Regions from separate parts of the Homo sapiens genome. Here region 1 is linked to region 2. A link is an interaction called in ENCODE POLR2A ChIA-PET data of the cell type or tissue named here. Cell type or tissue: B cell. All regions are shown on one strand. Links, peaks and the distances in the headings refer to the core of each region. The heading gives the core; the rest is flanking DNA.

The links. Peaks named below come from ENCODE experiments on the same cell type or tissue, not always from the same donor. Only the 100,000 strongest peaks of a DNase experiment are listed, where the experiment ranks them.
Region 1: POLR2A ChIA-PET joins it to region 2 with 10 read pairs; 2 of 35 experiments call an interaction of 5 or more read pairs at or near these places.

The regions. Positions count from the first base shown.
Region 1 is chr4:40,475,754-40,481,442 of GRCh38, reverse strand. All of the region lies in intron 2 of RBM47 (RNA binding motif protein 47), which reads left to right. Among named protein-coding and RNA genes, the nearest start is that of MIR4802, 24 kb to the left of the region's middle. In B cell, for the core only: no CTCF peak of the experiment used is centred there; no DNase peak of the experiment used is centred there.
Region 2 is chr4:40,280,954-40,286,642 of GRCh38, reverse strand. No RefSeq gene overlaps it. Among named protein-coding and RNA genes, the nearest start is that of LINC02265, 23 kb to the left of the region's middle. In B cell, for the core only: no CTCF peak of the experiment used is centred there; a DNase peak (open chromatin) is centred at 2,432.

The sequences.
Region 1 (5,689 bases), core at 523-5,522, 190 kb before region 2:
AAATTAGCAGGGAATGGTGACATTCACCTGTAGTCCCAGCTACTCTGGAGGCTGAGGCAGGAGAATTGCTTGAACCTGGGAGGCAGATGTTACAGTGAGCCAAGGTCACGCCGCTGCACTCCAGCCTGGGTGACAGAGTGAGACTCCATCTCAAAAAAAAAAAAAAGAAAGAAACAACATATGATCCAGGTCTTTGACTGCACTTCCCCAGGGCTTGAGTACATCTCGGGATATTATAGAAAGTGCTACTTAAACACCAGTTGAAATGGAAGAGCATAGTACTTGATAAATCCAGAATGTTAGGGGATTTTTGTGGCAATTTTGAGGAAATTATTAAAATATCATTTGATTATTAAAGAGTAAAACTCACAAAATACTTGGCAAAACCACACACTTCCTGAGCCCTTGTTAACCTGACTGCCTTGTTCCTCCTGGCTCAGGAGGAAATATATCTACTTTTCATATTATGACAATGTAGCTGGCTTTTCCTTAGCACAAGTGGAAGAAAGGGCTATAATGTTACACATGATATGTGACTTGGTAATAGGTGTCTTCTCTCCACCAGCATTCAATATGTATTCTGAACTTTCTCTTTTTAAGATTAAGAAGTCTGTTAAAACTACCACAGAATCTATTAGGTAAATACTAATAATTACTTAGCTTATCAGATGCTACATTTTGCTGTGTTAGAGGGACAGACAGAAAGGGATCGCCATAAAATCTAGCAGGTTTCTAAGAATTAATGAAGAGTGCTGCCTCGGGTAGAGGAAGGGCTTAGAGAGAAAATGCAAAGAGAATTCTCTTTAGATTCAAATTAGATTTTGTGGCTTTCTTAACTTATGGTTTCATTCATTGAACATTAAAGGGTTTCCTACTTAGCTCCAAAGATGCCATCTCAAAGTTCCAAAGTTTTTCTGGGTTAGTACAGAAGTTCCTGTCCCTGGCAGGCTGACAGAGCAGCAAGGTGAAACATGGGTAGGTAGGTAGAGAGGTAGCTAATTAGGAGGAAAGAAAGAAGATTATCTACTTAGCTTGAGGCGGTAAAGTGTGATCTCTAAGAGCCAGAATGCCTGGGTTTGAATCCTCACTCCACTACTTATTTGCTGGCTGTTGGTCTTGGACCAATTACTTTATTTCTTGTTTTCTCATCTATAAAATGGAGATGAGGCTGAGCGCGTGGCTCACGGCTGTAATCCTAACACTTTGGGAGGCCGAGGCAGATGGATCACCTGAGGTCAGGAGTTCGAGACCAGCCTGACCAACGTAGTGAAACCCTGTTTCTACTGAAAATACAAAAATTAGTCAGGCATGGTGGCGGACACCTGTAATCCCAGCTACTCAGGAGGCTGAGGCAGGAGAATCACTTGAACCTGAGAGGTGGAGGTCGCAGTGAGCTGAGATCACAGAATTGCATTCCAGCCTGGGCAACAAGAATAAGACTCCGTCTCAAAAAAAAAAAAAAAAAAATGGAGATGATACTAGTACCTGCCTCAACCTATGTATGGGGGTTGCCTGTGTTAATATATGCGAAACACTTAGAACAGTGCCTGGTGAAGGACAAGGGCTGTATGTAGGAGTTAGCTATAGTTATTTTATTACAGGTGGATGTGATGAATAATTTTAATCTTTAAAACAGTTGTACCTCTGGGCACAATGGTGCAGCTGTAGTCCCAGCTACTTAGGAGGCTGAGGGAGGAGGATCGCTTGAGCCCAGGAGTTCTAGACCAGCCTGAGCAACATAGCTAGACTCTATCACAAAACAAAAATGAGTAAATAAACCAAGGATGCCAATTGAGAAGGTACCATTTTATTTATATTTATATATTTATTTATTTATTTATTTATTTTTGAGACAGGATCTCACTCTGTCATCCAGTCTGGAATGCAGTGATGCAGTCATGGCTCACTGCAGCCTCAACCTCCCAGGCTCAAACAAGCAATTTTCCCGAGTAGCTGGGACCACAGGCATATGTCACCATGCCCTGCTAATTTTTTTATTATTTGTAGAGATGGGGTCTCACTATGTTCCCCAGGCTGGTCCTGAACTCCTGGGCTCAAGCAATCCTCCTGTCCTGGCCTCCCAAAGTGCTGGGATTATAGGCATGAGCCACTGTATCCAGCCTACCATTTTAAATTTTAAAAGGACAGCCCACAGATCCTTCCTAATGTCCAGATAAGGAACACTCATTTCAGATATGACAATGTCCATTGTTTAATTCTTCCTTCTCTGTGACTGTTGATGCTATAATAGGATAATAGACAAATTAACCGAAAGAAAATACTATGGTGCTTTAATCATATAGGCTTGTGGATACTGCTTTATACTTCATCTGTTTTTCAATACTGGTTAATTAGCTTCTTAGCCAACTATTATTGCTGATACCACCAATACAGTTATGTGATTTCATTATCAGTGTTTGACACCTTTTCAGGTGAAGGCTACCATCTGAATGTCTATGCGCACACATATGTGCAATTTCTTTTATGCTTTAGTCATGTGTTAATACAATAAACAGTTTCAGCAAAGGCTTGAAATTCTAAATAGTGTCAAATATACTTGTGGAAAATGATATGCTACTACTATATACAAAAGCAAATACACACATAATCTTTGCATTGGCTATATCTTAGCTTTTAGATAATTAAACTAAAAAGTAGGCTGGGCATGGGGGTTCATGTCTAATCTCAGCATTTTGAGAGGCCAAGGCAGGCAGATCACTTGAGCCTAGCATTTCGAGACCAGCCTGGGTAACATAGCAAGACCTGTCTCTAAAAATAAGAAAGTAATAACTAATAATAATAACTCTCTTACCAGGATGCCACAGTGGCCTTAATAGATCCTATCTGAAATAGGCCACATAATCATGTCTTACTATGCTCCATTTCTTCCTCTCCTGGACCTGAGTCCTGTTTCTTACCCCTTTTTCCAAATCTACCTCAGAGCTTATCTCATCCCAGGCTTCTGTTTTGCGTCTGTACTTTTTTTTCCTTTTCTCCACAGCCTCAGACCTCAGAACTGCCTGCTGTCACTCTACTCTAAATCAAAGATGCTTTGTAAAAGACAAAGGATCACTCCTCCAGGGATGATTTAAGCTTGTTGCAAGCCAGAGCTATACAGAAGTTAATGTGACCGGGTGTGGTGGCTCAGGCCTATAATCCCAGCACTTTGGGAGGCTGAGGCAGGTGGATCACCTGAGGTCGGGAGTTCAAGACCAGCCTGACCAACATGGTGAAACCCCGTCTCTACTAAAAATACAAAATTATCCGGGCGTGGTGGCGCATGGCTGTAATCCCAGCTACTCGGGAGGCTGAGGCAGGAGAATCGCTTGAACCCAGGAGGCGGAGGTTGCGGTGAGCCAAGATCGCGCCACTGCACTCCAGCCTGGGTAATAAGAGCAAAACTCTGTCTCAAAAAAAAAAAAAAAAAAAAAAAGAACATGCCACATGGCTCATGTGGCATGACTTTTCTACTGTGATGCACACGTGCCTATACAGAGGGCTGTGTAGTAGGAGCCACTTTTACTATCAGTAGAAGGGGTGACTTGCTTTTTCTGTGTACTTTTCTATATTTTTTGAGTTTGTTAAAACTAGTATGTTTATGTGCATGTATTTTTTAAATTAACTTTGTTCAAAGCCAAGGCAGGAAAAATTTGCTCATTTTTTATTTAGGGCAGCCCATAATTGTAATTGTTGTTTTCAGGTATTCAGTGAAAAATTGCTCTCTCCTTACCCCCTTAGTCTTAAAATTCATCATCCTGAGATGGTTTATTTCCTATGTTTTTGCCTAAGTTATTTTTTGGTAGCATTTGGTATAGGAGCACACGTGCACACACTCACACCAAACCTCAATCTCAGAATACTCTCTAATGCTTAAAACATGCCAGAACTTTTTCTTATATAATATACTAAATTACTCTTATAGAAAAACAGACTTTCTGAGTCCCATTTGTAGTCGAGAGGAATTTAAATTTGTCTGAAATCAGTAGATTTTGAAAACACTGCCTTAGTAACTGACTGCTTCAGAGTTCCTTCAGCCAGAACATAGCGATTTAGTTTTATATAATATTTAACATAGTTATAATCTTAGACTTGTTTTGGATTTTGACCCTATGTTAACTTGTTGATAATTTATAGTCACTGTCGATAGCTATTATTCTATCTAGGAGTAATAAAACTGTCTTTTTAAAAAATATATGCGTAGATGAATAGATTGAAAATGTTCTTGTCGTCATTCTGGCCGTTTTTGTTTGTTTGTTTTTCGAGACGGAGTCTCACTGTGTTGCCCAGGCTGGAGTGCAGTGGCGCCATCTTGGCTCACTGCAACCTCCGCCTCCCAGGTTCTAGCGATTCTCATGCCTCAGCCTTCCGAGTAGTTGGGATTACAGGAGCCCACCACCACGCCCGAGTCTCGAACTTCTGACCTCAAGTGATCCACCCGCCTCCGCCTCCCAAAGTGCTGGGATGACAGGCATGAGCCACCACACCCGGCCCATTCTGGTCTTTTTACTTCCAACTCTGGCTCCTTCCAGTTACTAAGGTTTAACTGAATAAGCTTAACAATGATACAGTGATGACTCAGGGAAAACTGGGGACCACATTTTTTTGAAATTTTTGTTTTAGGAGGAGTTAGTTTCTCCTTCCTCTCTTGATGTGCTGCAGAGCTCACTTTAATCCTGATGCAGAGGACACAGAAGTCACATTGCTTTCAGGACCTCCTCCAGGCAACTTCAGCTCCCTTTTCCTCTAACCTCCCAATTGCCTGAACTGACAAACTCAGCCTCCAGAGAGACTTTCGATGAGGTTCCATCCCATAACTGCCTGAAAAGGAGTGTATTTACTCAGCTTAAGTGCCTCAGGTCCTCCTGATCTGTTGTTGTGTACAGATGGTTTTATTACCATAAATCCTGCTGTACTGCCTGCTTCTCTTTCATTCTATGCCTCTTCTACTTGTCTCCACTTCTTATGAGTAAATCAATTTCTAGCTCCAAACTGATAAAGTAAAATAAGGTGAGGGTTTGGTTCATGTGTAATTTTTTCCTATTTTTTTTCTCCCAGACTGATCATCATAAACATGATTGTTGACAGTCTTTTAGACACAGGGTACTTAACCAAAGTTACCTACCCCAGATATAATGAGAAGGGGAAAAAGCAACACTTGCTAAAAATATAACATTTCTAAGAAATCCTAGTAACACTTTTTGAGTACTTTCTATATGCCAGGAGCTTTTCTAAACACTTTACGTATATTTATTTATTTAATCCCAACAGCCTAGACAAGGTGGGCATTATTGTTTTTTATCTCTGCATGTAGCTGTACAAATGTAATGGGCATCTATCTGGTTCTAGGATGGTGGACTTTGAAAAATCATTTGTTTCCTTACGGTCGTTATTTGGGTTTGAATAAAATATTTCTGTTAAATGTCCTCTATGAAGTGGCAAAGCTTTTGAGCCTTCCCCAAATCCATCAGTTACAGTAGGGTTTCCATTCCGTTTCAGGTTGCTGTTGAGCATTATCTTTGTGGCAGTTTTAACACCTCCCTTCTTTCTGTACCACCCACTCAAGCTCATTCCAGGTGCCCTTAGCAAATGACTCCCAAGGCATTAAGTGGCCAAAGCTCATTTCGTTGACCAATGAGGAGCCCTGTGCCATGTATAACAGAGTTACACAGCTCCTGGTATTGGGAGCGAA
Region 2 (5,689 bases), core at 344-5,343:
GGGTGCTCCCCATGGGTCACACGTCACACCATTAATTCTCACAGTTGTCATATGAAGTGCATGCTATGAGGGCCCCCATTTCTCTAAGGGGTTAAGTAATTTGCTTAAGGTCATTTAAGTGGTACATGACAAAGCTAGAACTCAGGCTAAGCTACCTGACTCTCTAAAGCCCTTACACTTGACTTTTTCTACCTCTCGTCAATTTTTTTGTTTTTCGTTTTTTTGTTTTTTGTTTTTGAGACAAGATCTCACTCTGTCACCCAGGCTGAAGTGCAATGGCACAAATTCAGCTCAGTGCAATCTCAATCTCCAGGGCTTAACCAATCCTTCAGCCTCGGCCTCCTGAGTAGCTGAGACTACAGGTGCACACCACCACACCTGGCTGATTTTTTTTTTTTTTTTTTTTTTAGTAGAGATGGGGTTTCACCATGTCGCCCAGGTCAATCTCCTGAGCTCAAGCAATCCTCCCACTTCAGCCTTCCAAAGTGCCAAGAATACAGGCCTGGCCCACATGAACTATTTCAAATCAAATGCACCCACTTCCCCAATTGCTTCCAGAACATGACTGTCCACACAAGATTTTTCCCCCATGCAGAGCAGGGTCTCCAAGGAGGAGAAGCTAAAATCCAAAGCGAGCAGCTAAATGCTGCATAGCCTGAGGGAAGCCACTTAGCCCTCTGTTAAAACCAGCAGAACCATGGCAACCCACTCCCAGAGCCAGGATTGTAAGAGTCCAACAGAGAAAATCAGCCTGAATCAATGCAAGGAGGCGAGGTGTTCCATTCTTTCCAAGGGCAGCCGGCTTGTCCTCCGTCAGCACCCTGAAGGGCTCAAAGCAGCCCCCTCCACAGCCTACCCCTGACCTCTAGGCTTGCTGCCAGCCCGCTGAGGACTCCTCATCCTTCTGTGCACTTGGTCCCCATCCCCTTCCCACCAGAAGGTTCTCTCCTGAAATAGATGAGGGCTAAGACTTTGCAGGGCACAGAATTTTGCTGTGTTCACCTTCCTAAAACAGCCCCAATCCAGCCAGGCAGTGTTTCCTTCCCAGTTTCAGGGAGGTAAGAAAAAGAGGGAGAATCAGGCAGAGGGTGAGGGCTGTGCAGACCTTTTCTCTTTTCCCACTTACTCTGTCTTCTCTTTCTTTTTGCTCCTTTTTTTTTTTTTTTTTTTTTTATCCTGTGAAAGAGAATCTCATTCTGTCGCCCAGGCTGGTGTGCAGTGGCACGATCTCGGCTCACTGCAACCTCCGCCTCCCAGGTTCAAGTGATTCTCCTGCCTCAGACTCCTGAGTAGCTGGGATTACAGGCGCCCACCACCATGCCTGGATAATTTTTTGTATTTTTAGTAGAGGCAGGGTTTCACCATGTTGGGACTGGTCTCGAGCTCCTGACCTCAAGTGGTCTGCCTGCCTCGGCCTCCCAAAGTGCTGGGATTACAGGCATGAGCCACCACACCTGGCCTCTTTTCACCCTTTCTCCAACAACTTGACCTCAGAGCCTTCCCTTCAAGGTCCCTTGGATGATCTCCTTCCAATGGGTGCTTCAGCCTAAAGTATTTGAAATACAGGTTCTTCCCGCTTTGTCCAGGTGTGTGGGGGCAATGTGAGCCCTGCCTCCTCCTGCTGCGTCCAGGATGGGAAAAGGAATCAGCAGTTCTGCGCTCTGGTTTGTTTCAGGCCTTCACCCAATACCCAAAGACGTTGCTGGGCTGTGGGGGGTCATTTCAATGCCCTGGGGGCCAAGTGTTTCCCAGCACCTTGGACCACCTCTTTTAGACCACGTAGTGCATCTTCCTACCTTTTAATTTCACCGTCACCTGCAAGACTGAGGATGCCCCAGAAATGACAGACGGGAACTTTTTACTGAGTCTTCAGCCATGTGCTAAGTGTCTTACACACATTTCCTTGTTTAAACTTCCTGATTATGTTATGAGATGGATACTTGTATTATCCCATTCAATAGAAAACTATTATTTTGCAGGACAGAAAACTAATGTTTAATTTTTCCTAAAGGGATCTTGTTATGTTGTCCAGTTTGGAGTGCAGTGGCTATTCACACGCACAACGATCGTGCGCTACGGCCTTGAACTCCTGGTCTTAAACATCCTCCTGCCTCAGCCTCCTGAGTAGCTGGGACTAGAGAAGCTGATATTTAGGAAGTTTAATAATTTGCCCAAGATCACTTAAGCTTTTACATTCAGGTCATCTAACATCATGCTTTTTACTTCCCTAGATAGGGGTCCATTGGTCAAAGAACGAGTCTAGATCCTTTCCACGGCAATTAGACCAAAGTTTACTTTGGGCCCCAGATTGATTTACCAACCTGAGGTGACGTGGGTACTGTTGTGTCATGGAGACTCTTACGCAGATACGGTAAAATGGTCATAGACTCCTTTGTGAATGGAAAACATGAACTGCCCCTCAGCTTGCTACAGGCGTCCCACGGAAGTGCAGGCTCCACTGACTCATAGGCGTGGCAGACACCTAATGATGGCAGCAGCCTCCTTCTTTGTTGTGGCTTCCCTCTTGAGCTCATCTTGCCAAACTGCAAGAGAGTAATAAAATTCCTTCCATTCAGCCGGGCGTGGTGGCTCATGGCTGTAATCCCAGCACTTTGGGAGGCCAAGGCAGGCAGATCACGAAGTCAAGAGATCGAGACCACCCTGGCCAACATGGAGAAACCCCGTCTCTACTAAAAATACAAAAATTAGCCGGCCATGGTGGCACATGCCTGTAATCCCAGCTATTCAGGAGGCTGAGGCAGGAGAATCACGCTAACCCAGGAGGCTGAGGTTGCAGTGAGCCAAGATCATGCCACTGCACCCCAGCCTGGCAACAGAGCGATACTCCGTCTCAAAAATAAATCCTTCCATTCAACTAAATTCCTACTCATCTCGCCACAGCTCCTCAGGAGGGAGGGAAAACAAAGCAAAGCAAAGGGAGTGAGCGGGGGAGCAGGCTCGCCATAGGTGGGAGGGAGATGGGCTGCACCAACCTGAACAACCTGACACTCTGCCTCTCACAGCTGACGGATGGAAAATATGTGAAGAGGTGGATGACTGCCCTCAAGCTGTGCTCACAACACAACAGACACTGAAGGTTGCCAGGAAAAAAAAACAGACGCTAGGAGATGGAGGCCTCATGTAAAGAAATGGGAGGGGCACTCGTCACGTTTTCATTCCTGGCCTGTCGCTAAGACCCTCAGGACCTAGTTCTCCTCAGCCTGGGCCCTGGCACCATCAGGGCACTTCCTAGCTTCCCTGTCTTGGCATAGTGTTTCCCTTGGGAGGGAAGCAGCCTGAGGGCAGGGTAGCAGCTCTTCATTCCCGTGTGTCCCAGCTCCCACCAGGTGTGCACCCCATATGGCTTAGGACCCTTTAGGGAAATAAACTCATGAAACTCTGAGACCCAGGAGGCAGCCTAAAGAGTCCTTTGAAATCAGACCCGTTTTCTCCTGGGAAACACAAGCCCTTAACCTAACTAAGAAAGTGCAGCGGCGACCAGGCATGGTGGCTCATGCCTGTAATCCCAGCTACTCAGGAGGCTGAGGTGGGAGGATCGCTTGAGGCAAGGAATTCAAGACCAGCCTGGGCAGCATAGTAAGACCCCTATCTCTACATTTTTTTTTAATTAGCCAGGCATGGTGATATGCGCCTATAGTCCCAGCTGCTTGGGAGGCTGAGGTAGGAGGATTGCTTGAGCCCAGGAGTTCAAGCCTGCAGTGAGCTATGATCGTGCTGCTGCACTCCAGCCTCGGCAAGAGAGTGAGACCCTGTCTCAAAAAAAAAAAAAAAAAAAAAGAAAGAAAGAAAGAAAAAAGAAAACAAAAAAAAAGGTGCATGGGACAAGGTGGGGAATGAAGCTACAGTGGGGTAAAGAAGGTGTATGTGTGTGTGTGTGTGTGTGCACATATAGACCCTAATCATAGCACCATTGAGTCCTTTGAGGTAACTGCCCAATAAATAGCATTTCTCTTCCCTACCTGGGTTCTGAACAAGATAAGAAATAGAAGGGAAGAGGTCAGGCTTGGTGGCCCGTGCCTGTAATCGCAGCACTTTGGGAGGCCAATCTGGGTGGATCACCTAAGGTCAAGAGTTTGAGACCAGCCTGGCTAACATGGTGAAATCTGATCTCTACTAAAAATACAAAACTTAGCCAGGTGTGGTAGTGGCCGCTTACTTGGGAGGCTGAGGCAGGAAAATCGCTTGAACCCAGGAGGTGGAGGTTGCAGTGAGCTGAAATTGCACCATTGCACTCCAGCCTAGGCAACAAGAGTGAAACTCCATCTCAAAGAAAGAAAGAAAGAAATAGAAGGGAAGAAAAAGCTGGAGGCCAAATGTCACCTTTATTACTGCTACAGATAGGTAGGAAGACATTGCCTAGTGTGAGAGCCAAATGAACCACAGAATCAAGTGGATCACCAGCCCATTCTCAGGAGTGCTCACCAGGGGTGGGCTGGGGAGATGCTACAGTCCTGGGGGAACTTGCAGCACGAAGGAGCAGGGAGATCACACGCTACCCTTGGCCAGGCCTGGCCGCAAGAGAATAAAGGGAAGAGCTAAACTGAACATACACAGTTGTTTCCTCAAATTTACCAAGTAGATAAGTCACTTCATGTATTAGTCCGTTTTCACACTGCTGATAAAGACATACCCAAGACTGGGTAATTTATAAAGAAAAAGAGGTTTACTGGACTCACAGTTCCACGTGTTTGGAGAGGCCTCACAATCATGGTGGAAAGTGAAAGACACATCTTACATGGCAGCAGGCAAGAAGAGACTGAGAGCCAAGTGAAAGGGGAGACCCCTTATAAAACCATCAGATCTGGTGAGACTTCTTTACTACCGCAAGAACAGTATGGGAAAAACCTCCCTCATGATTCAATTATCTCCTGCTGGGTCCCTCCCACAACACATGGGAATTATGGGAGCTACAATTCAAGATGAGATTTGGGTGGGGACACAGCCAAACCATATCACTCCACTTCCAGGGTGTGGAATGTATAAAAGGGCAAAGAAAGAGACTCCGAGTTATATCAGTGAAGTTCCCTTCAGGGGAGGGAAGAAGTGTGCCCCACAACAAGCATCTGTAACATTGAATCACATGAAGAAAGTGTTCATTTACATAATGTCTCCCACTTCCAACTGTAAGCCCCTTAAGGGAAGAATTGCGATTTATTTATCATTGTTTGTCAAAGTCTTATACTCAGAAGACAAGCAAATGTTTGCTGAATGAATGGAGACCTAGAGTCTAGATAGACCTAAGTTCAGTTCTCCTCAGCAAATTACTACAGAAACTTGAGCAAGTTATTTACCCAGAGGTTGTAAACCGATGGCCCACAAACCACATCCAGCTCTAATATGATCTCTTTGACCCCCCAGTGTCTTAAAAGTTTGTAAATTCGATGAAGCTTTTAAAACTTGGGAGATTTCACATAAAGATCTGGATCTCTGGCTTCTGAAAACTTGGAAGACTTATGGTAGATTGAGGCAAAAAAAATAATGGCCTCAATTTTTCACCCCTCTCTTTGTCTACACACTGTGCAACATCGCTTTCAGTTCTTCCCATAAAGGCTGAATATATCATCCTCCTTTGTCTCTGGATTGGATTTGTGACTTGTCTTGGTCAATAGAATGTGACAGAAATGATAGTTTTTCCATTCTGAGCCTGGACCTAAGAGACCTTGTACAC